2 separate regions of the Homo sapiens genome follow, and region 1 is linked to region 2. The links are chromatin contacts, found by Hi-C or POLR2A ChIA-PET in ENCODE. All regions are on one chromosome and are shown on one strand. The core of a region is the stretch at or near the end of the contact, and the rest is flanking DNA. Distances in the headings are between cores, read along the strand shown. Region 1 has its middle 100 kb from the start of GNAQ. Region 2 has its middle 43 kb from the start of GNAQ.

Region 1 (3,828 bases), core at 452-2,951, 58 kb after region 2:
TCTTGAATATTTTACAGAAACATGAGTTTCTTGATCTGTAAATTAAGTGGATTGGGGGATAAGATTTTTAAACTCCTTTCCACTGATAAGATTCAAAGACTTCCACTGATTATTGGGAATGTAGAATAATTCACAGATAGAACTTAGCAACAACAATAGCAACAACATCAACAACATTAACAGCTCCCATTAAATAAGGATTTATGGCTAGGCGCAGTGGTTCGTGCCTGTAATCCCAGGACTTTGGGAGGCTGAGGCGGGCAGATTGCTTGAGCCCAGGAGTTCAAGATGAGCCTGGGCAACGTGGAGAAACCCCGTCTTTACAAAAAATACAAAAATTATATGGGCGTGGTAATGCGTGCCTGTAGTCCTAGCTACTAGGGAGGCTGAAGTGGGAGGATGGCTTGAGCTCAGGAGGTCGAGGCTGCAGTGAGCCATGATCATGCCACTGAACTCAAGCCTGGGCAACAGAACGAGATCCTGTCTCAAAAGAAAAAAAAAAAAAAAGCACTTAGTCCCTGCCAGGAGCTGTCTGTTTTTTATGTATTATCTTCTCCGATTCTTATAACAACTACTTGAAGTAGAGATTATTTCTTCCATCACGTAGATGAAAAAACTGAGGCTAAGAGAGAGTAAATAACTTTTCCTAGGGCCCACAACTAAAAGTGGGGAGGCTGGATTTGAATCCAGGTCTAATTTTGAGGTTTGTGCTTTTAATACAAGACCAATTCATAACCTTTGGTACATGGAATTCTGGGGGCTATCTTCGCATTATACCATTGCTGCTGTTGGGTAGGGTAGCAAAGGAGAGGAGACAGATAGACAAGAGGCCGTTAAGAGTTCTTTTTGTTTCAGAAAATGAATATAACTAAAAGCTTCTTCCACTCCCTAGAATAGTCAGTTGTGGTGGGCCAATGAATTTCTATACCATGTTGGAAATTTATAGCTGTGAGGGCATTCTGAAAATTTCCACTAGACAAGAAGTGATTTGAGCAGCCTAAGACAGATGAATCTCCCAGTTGAGGCTTAGAACAGACAGCTCCAGATCTGGCTTTCTGGCTAGCCTGGATGCCAGTGATTCACTCATTGTGTGATTAAGTGGCAGGCTTATGTTTCTAGAGCTAATGATTCTAAAGCTTTCTGTGGTATTAAACTAACACACATAAAAAAACTAAAGGCAATTAGAAGCAATCAAAACATTTGGAAAGTAAGATTCAATTTCTGCATTTGCTAAACTCTTCATCAAGAAAATCAGTAAATTTTTTTTAAAAGCCATGAACATGATACACAGAAAATTAAAAAAGCAATCAGTTTTAAAATGTACATGCGCTTTCCAGAATGCTTAGGACACTTAGGACTGAGCCATTTTTCACTTGTCTTATTTTGCTGCATTTATTCAGACATGTGAACACTCTCTTGAATAACATTCCTCTTTCAATTTTGACAGATGAATGGGTATGTAACTCCTCAAGTGCCAGAAAAACCCTTAGAAGCATCAAAGAATAAAAGCCACACTGAAATATTTATACAAGAATTTCCAGCAAATAGTAGTGGGCAGGCTTCCCTTATTCGGGCTTAGGTGTGTATGATGTTTGAAAAATCTGTTAAGTCACTTTTGACCAGGTCAGTCTCAACGTTTGTCAATGTACCATCTCATTTGGCCTCTAAGAACCTACACAGTGATATAGAAGACAGGATAGGAAGTTATCTTTCCATCCAGGAAACCATTTGACTTCTTCAGTTAGCACTTTCACTTTCATTTTTCTCAGGGCAAAATTCAATACCTTTTAGAATACAAAGTAGGGCCTTTTAACGTTTCAGTTGAATATCCCCTCTTGGCCAGTCATTAATCATTCATATCTTTGGCTCTGAAATCTTTAATGACCACTGAATAGGTTAAGCTTTACTAAATGTGAAGAGATCTAGGTGTTGGTCAATGTGTGTGTATGTAGATGTACATTTTGTGTGTTTTGGAAGGGGTTGCAATAAATATTCGTGTCTTAAAGAATGTGAAAATAAAGGAAACCAAAGTGCCACTTCTATTTTTAAATTCCCACAGATATTTACAATTCCACTTGTATTCTCTACAAATGAAATAGTTATAGAGGTTGGGATGACCTTGCAAGAAGTAGAAAAAAAAAGAAGGATAACATTGAAAATTTGAGGTTGAATTGAATTGAAACTTACTATTTAGCCAAAGTAATACCAGGACCTGCGCAAGCACTAGCGGCAGTCTGAAATACTCAGTCAATTATTTTGCCATCATTTATTTGGGTTAGTTACACTCAAAATCACTAGATAATTGTTAAATTCTTCTACTGTTTGAAAAATTAGACTTGACAGGCTGGGCGTGGTGGCTCACGCCTGTAATCCCAGCACTTTGGGAGGCCAAGGTGGGCAGATCACGAGGTCAGGTGATCGAGATCATCTTGGCTAACACGGTGAAACCCCGTCTCTACTAAAAATACAAAAAATTAGCCGGGTGTGGTGACAGGTGCCTGTAGTCCCAGCTACTCGGGAGGCTGAGGCAGGAGAATGGCGTGAACCCGGGAGGCGGAGCTTGCAGTGAGCCGAGATCATGCCACTGCACTCCAGCCTGGGTGAAAGAGCGAGACTCTGTCTCAAAAAAAAAAAAAAAAAAAAAAATTAGACTTGATAGTATGGTTTGAATATACAGGCTAGAAAACTGAACTCTAAGTTCTAAATTGTAGTATCTTAGACCTGAAAGAGTCTTTAAAGACCTACTATTTTGAAACTCTGGCTTTACAAATGAGAAAGCCAAAACCAGAAAACTCGCCAAAGGTGACACATTTGGTTTGTGGAAGGATGACTCAGACCCCTGGTTTTCTGACCTTTGGTCCAGTAGCTTTTCACCTGCAGTCTCCTGAGAAGGCTGTGACCTCCCAAGAAGCAAGTCACCACTTTTCTTATAAAGCCACCATGGTGCCTTCCTTACAGGTCCCTCATAGCATTCTTGTGGTATTTGACAAAGTCTAAATTTCCTAGATGTAAAATCCAGTTTTCTCTTCTTGTGCCCTCAGTAAAGAGCTTTTTAATATTTAGGTCTGAAAAATAGCTCATCTTCCCAAGTCTTGCCCCTGCCAGTCCCCATAAACTCACACAGCCCTTAATACACTTATGCCTGCAATGCTCAAAATTCTATCTTCCTATGTTGGTGCTGGATTACCATTTTGGAAACTAAATCTTAAGTTGATTTCACCATTAAAGGAAAAATTGTATTTTAGTATTAATTTTTATAAAGATTACCTCCTTCATCCATCTGCATCTTTCCCTGAAAAGTGCTTAGTTCTCTATTATTGGGGCAGAATGGGTAAGAGAAATGTACAGACGGTGCCAAGCCTCACTGTAAACCAGCTTTCAGGCTCCCCTCTATGTGGGCCTTTTAAGCAAATAACTCACAAGTAGAAGATATGACAAATTCAAGTTTGAGGCTCCAGCATCAAGTGGAGGTCATCATTAAGACCAAAAATCAAAATATAATAGTCCAAGGAGTATTACCTTAGGAGTTGAATTATTTTGGTTTTCAGCCACTTACTGTGTGATCCGGAATGAATCAACCTCTCTGAGACTCAGTAACATAATCTGTAAGATGAAAATAATTAAACCTACTCTGCCAACCATGCTCCTGTACTGAACTCACTGATGGATTCCCATAACACTTAGAATAAAATACAAAATCCTTTGTGGACTAGAATGGCCTGCCTGAGCTGGCTGTCTTTCCTTCTCTATCTGTCTTAAGGTCACTTATCATGCCCTAAGCACATCTTTTTCAGTTTCTCTAATTTGCAAGGTTTTTCCTGCCTGGGG
Region 2 (3,742 bases), core at 207-2,706:
ATGCAAATCTGATTACATCAAATTCCTGTATAAAATCCTTCCATTGACTGAGCTGCTGATCTTTGATGTCATTGCCAGAAATTACAAGGGACAATAGATGGATCAAAAGGCCAACCCCATCCCCAGTGGAGAGATGTTCCACGGCCCTTCCTCCCCGACATATAAACATGTGACCTGAGGGGCACTGCTGGGTCATAGTCTGGGATGTGGATCCCTTTACATTAGTTAAGCTACATGGACAGCTCAGCTAATGGCTACAGCCTCAATCACCATAGACGGTATAGTCCAAGGTGCCCTGACATCAGGAATAGTATATGAATTTGTATGGCTCATATTGAAACAAGGGTGTGCCAGTCCATGTGTTTGTACACTTACAAGAGAATTTGGTGGGGTGTGGGTCAGGAGTTGTTCACATTTGGGAACAGCTATTGATGGTGTCAGGCGTGAGCCTTTTTAAAATCTGGCTCCTGTCAACTCTCTGACATCATCCTCTGCGCCTACCCACGCTCATCGTTTACTCTCACCACGTGGAGCAGCCTGTGCCCTGGACAGCTCCTCCATTCCTTCGCACACTCAGCACTTCCTTCTGCAATTCTCTTCCTCGGTCTTCCCTTTAGAACTTTTATTTGATGATCACCTCAAATGACTTTTCTACCAATTGTTCTTTCCTGATCTACTGCTCCTCTCTAAAGCCCGGTTTCTTCTTCTTTTGACATCTCACTTAAGTCAAAAGTCATTTTTCTTAACTGTAATTCAACTATTTGCAGGAAGGAAGGAAGAAAGCAGGGGGGATGGTAAGAGGGGAACTGGAACAACAGGCGGAAGGAAGTGGGGAGGGAAAGAAGGAAGCTAGGCGGGAAGCAGGGAGGGAGGAAAGGTGGAGAGAAATAGTTTAGGTTGGGGGATAAAGACTATTTTAAGTGTAATCTGTGAGGCTGGTTTCTCTACGGGTAGATCAGAGGGTCAAAAAGATTATTTCTCCAGCTATAGCTCTTCACTGTCCAGAAGTCCATAAAGTTTCCTCTAGAACATCTGAAGTCATGCATCACTCATTTCTCAAGGGTTTCTTACAACCTGTTCCCATGTCTAGTCAGGTTTGCATTTTCAACTTTTTTTTAATTTTCAGAAGTTTGGCTCTATTCTCTGTGAACATTGACCCTGGCCTTATCAAGACGAGAGAGAGCTTTCAACTCCACCCTGCCCTGAAATACTCATAAAGCCTCCTACATGACTTTAACTGTGAAGGTAACCATGTTCTTTCCTCCTCTCTTCATCTTCCAGGAATGGGCAATAAGAGGATTTCTTTGGCAGAGCAAACATCCCTTCACTTATTTATGAATTCACACATCCCCTCATCCATTCACTCACTCACTCAGCAAACATTCATGGAGTTGTCCTAAATGGAAGTCATTTGCCAGGAGCTGCATCATCAACTTAGCTTAGAGATATGAATCATGCTTTGAATCTTCCTTTCAAAGACACTTTTCTCTTGCCCTCTTCCTGTCACAAAAACCCACATAACTGTTTGTTATCTTATTTCCTTTGCTGGTCTTTGTCTTTTGTTTCGGAACAATTTTTGATTAAAAAGAAAAATTTAACCAGACAACAATGGCCTGGGATTTGGATCCCTTTACATTAGTTAAGCCACATGGACAGCGTAACCTAATGGCTGCAGCCTCAATCACCACAGATGATGTAATCCAAGGCAACTGATGTGGCTGCAAAATAGAGGACTACTGGCTGCAATAGGCAGCCATGTCAGTTGTGGGAGCATCTATTTAGTGCTGAATATACTTTTCAAACTTTAAAGCAAACTTTTGCTAAGTATCCCTTCTCTAAGCCAGTGCTTTAGAAACGTTTTGCCACACCCATTGGCAGGAGTGCTTTGTTCCTTCAGTTTTCTATTTTAGGTTTTTGTCTCCCAGAAAAAGTGCTGTCATGGGATGTGATTTCAGGTAGTCTGTTTGAGGTGATTCCAGGATCCATCAGTAAGGGAGTGAGAAAGTGAGACAGTTAAGGGAAGGAAGAAAAAAAAAAAAAAAGGCAGACTATGTAACTGGTGGCCACCTGATGTGAAATCTCACTGGGGGATTCCTTTTTTAAAAAACTGACTGCAGGTGGAGCCAAGATGGCCGAATAGGAACAGCTCCAGTCTACGGCTCCCAGTGTGAGTGATGCAGAAGATGGGTGATTTCTGCATTTCCAAATGAGCTTTGAAGAGAGTAGTGGTTCTCCCAGCACGCAGCTTGAGATCTGAGAACGGACAGGCTGCCTTCTCAAGTGGGCCCCTGACCCCCGAGTAGCCTAACTGGGAGGCACCCCCCAATAGGGGCAGACTGACACCTCACACGGCCAGGTACTCCTCTGAGACAAAACTTCCAGAGGAATGATCACGCAGCAACATTTGCTGTTCACCATATCCACTGTTCTGTAGCCTCCACTGCTGATAACCAGGCAAACAGGGTCTGGAGTGGACCTCCAGCAAAATCCAACAGACCTGCAGCTGAGGGTCCTGACTGTTAGAAGGAAAACTAACAAACAGAAAGGACATCCACACCAAAACCCCACCTGTACGTCACCATCATCAAAGACCAAAGGTAGGTAAAACCACAAAGATGGGGAAAAAACAGAGCAGAAAAACCGGAAACTCTAAAAATCAGAGTGCCTCTCCTCCTCCAAAGGAACACATCTCCTCACCAGCAACGGAACAAAGCTGGATGGAGAATGACTTTGACGAGTTGAGAGAAGAAGGCTTCAGATGATCAAACTACTCCGAGCTAAAGGAGGAAGTTCGAACCCAGGGCAAAGAAGTTAAAAACCTTGAAAAAAAATTAGATGAATGGCTAACTAGAATAACAAATGCAGAGAAGTCATTAAAGGACCTCATGGAGCTGAAAACCAAGGCATGAGAACTACATGATGAATGCACAAGACTCAGTAGCCAATACAATCAACTGGAAGAAAGGGTATCAGTGATGGAAGATCAAGTGAATGAAATGAAGTGAGAAGAGAAGTTCAGAGAAAAAAGAGAAAAAAGAAACAAACAAAGCCTCCAAGAAATAAGGGACTATGAGAAAAGACCAAATCTACGTCTGATTGGTGTACCTGAAAGTGACGGGGAGAATGGAACCAAGTTGGAAAACACTCTGCAGGATATTATCCAGGAGAACTTCCCCAATCTAGCAAGGCAGGACAACATTCAAATTCAGGAAATACAGAGAATGCCACAAAGATACTCCTCAAGAAGAGCAACTCCAAGACACATAATTGTCAGATTCACCAAAGTTGAAAGGAAGGAAAAAATGTTAAGGGCAGCCAGAGAGAAAGGTCAGGTTACCCACAAAGGGAAGCCCATCAGACTAACAGCTGATCTCTCAGCAGAAACTCTACAAGCCAGAAGAAAGTGGGGGCCGATATTCAACATTCTTAAAGAAAAGAGTTTTCAACCCAGAATTTCATATCCAGCCAAAATAAGGTTCATAAGTGAAGGAGAAATAAAATACTTTACAGACAAGCTAATGCTGAGAGATTTTGTCACCACCAGGCCTGCCCTACAAGAGCTCCTGAAGGAAGCACTAAACATGGAAAGGAACAACTGGTACCAGCCACTGCAAAAAGATGCCAAATTGTAAAGACCATTGAGGCTAGGAAGAAACTGCATCAATTCACGAGAAAAATAACCAGCTAACATCATAATGACAGGATCAAATTCATGCATAACAATATTAACCTTCAATGTAAA

Evidence for each region. A loop is a pair of places that touch in the nucleus more often than their neighbours do. ChIA-PET counts read pairs that join two places held with the same protein, here RNA polymerase II (POLR2A). Pooled maps may share reads with other maps.
Region 1: a loop to region 2 is called in a map of mammary epithelial cell, with 4 times the contacts of the local background. The contact joins two enhancer-like sites. A Hi-C loop is called at or near these places in 5 of 168 maps with a recorded cell type or tissue (CD4-positive, alpha-beta memory T cell, CD8-positive, alpha-beta T cell, aorta and 2 more) and 3 of 50 pooled maps. POLR2A ChIA-PET finds 5 or more read pairs at or near these places in 2 of 52 experiments (CD4-positive, alpha-beta T cell and activated CD4-positive, alpha-beta memory T cell).

Annotation. Positions count from the first base shown.
Region 1 is chr9:78,131,115-78,134,942 of GRCh38, forward strand. No RefSeq gene overlaps it. Among named protein-coding and RNA genes, the nearest start is that of GNAQ, 100 kb to the left of the region's middle. Within about 2 kb of position 1,702, at least 4 of the 41 ENCODE cell types and tissues checked have a DNase peak (open chromatin) inside an H3K27ac peak, as active enhancers do; they include CD4-positive, alpha-beta T cell and CD8-positive, alpha-beta T cell, where a contact is called at or near this core.
Region 2 is chr9:78,073,380-78,077,121 of GRCh38, forward strand. No RefSeq gene overlaps it. Among named protein-coding and RNA genes, the nearest start is that of GNAQ, 43 kb to the left of the region's middle. Within about 2 kb of position 1,457, at least 3 of the 41 ENCODE cell types and tissues checked have a DNase peak (open chromatin) inside an H3K27ac peak, as active enhancers do; they include CD4-positive, alpha-beta T cell and CD8-positive, alpha-beta T cell, where a contact is called at or near this core.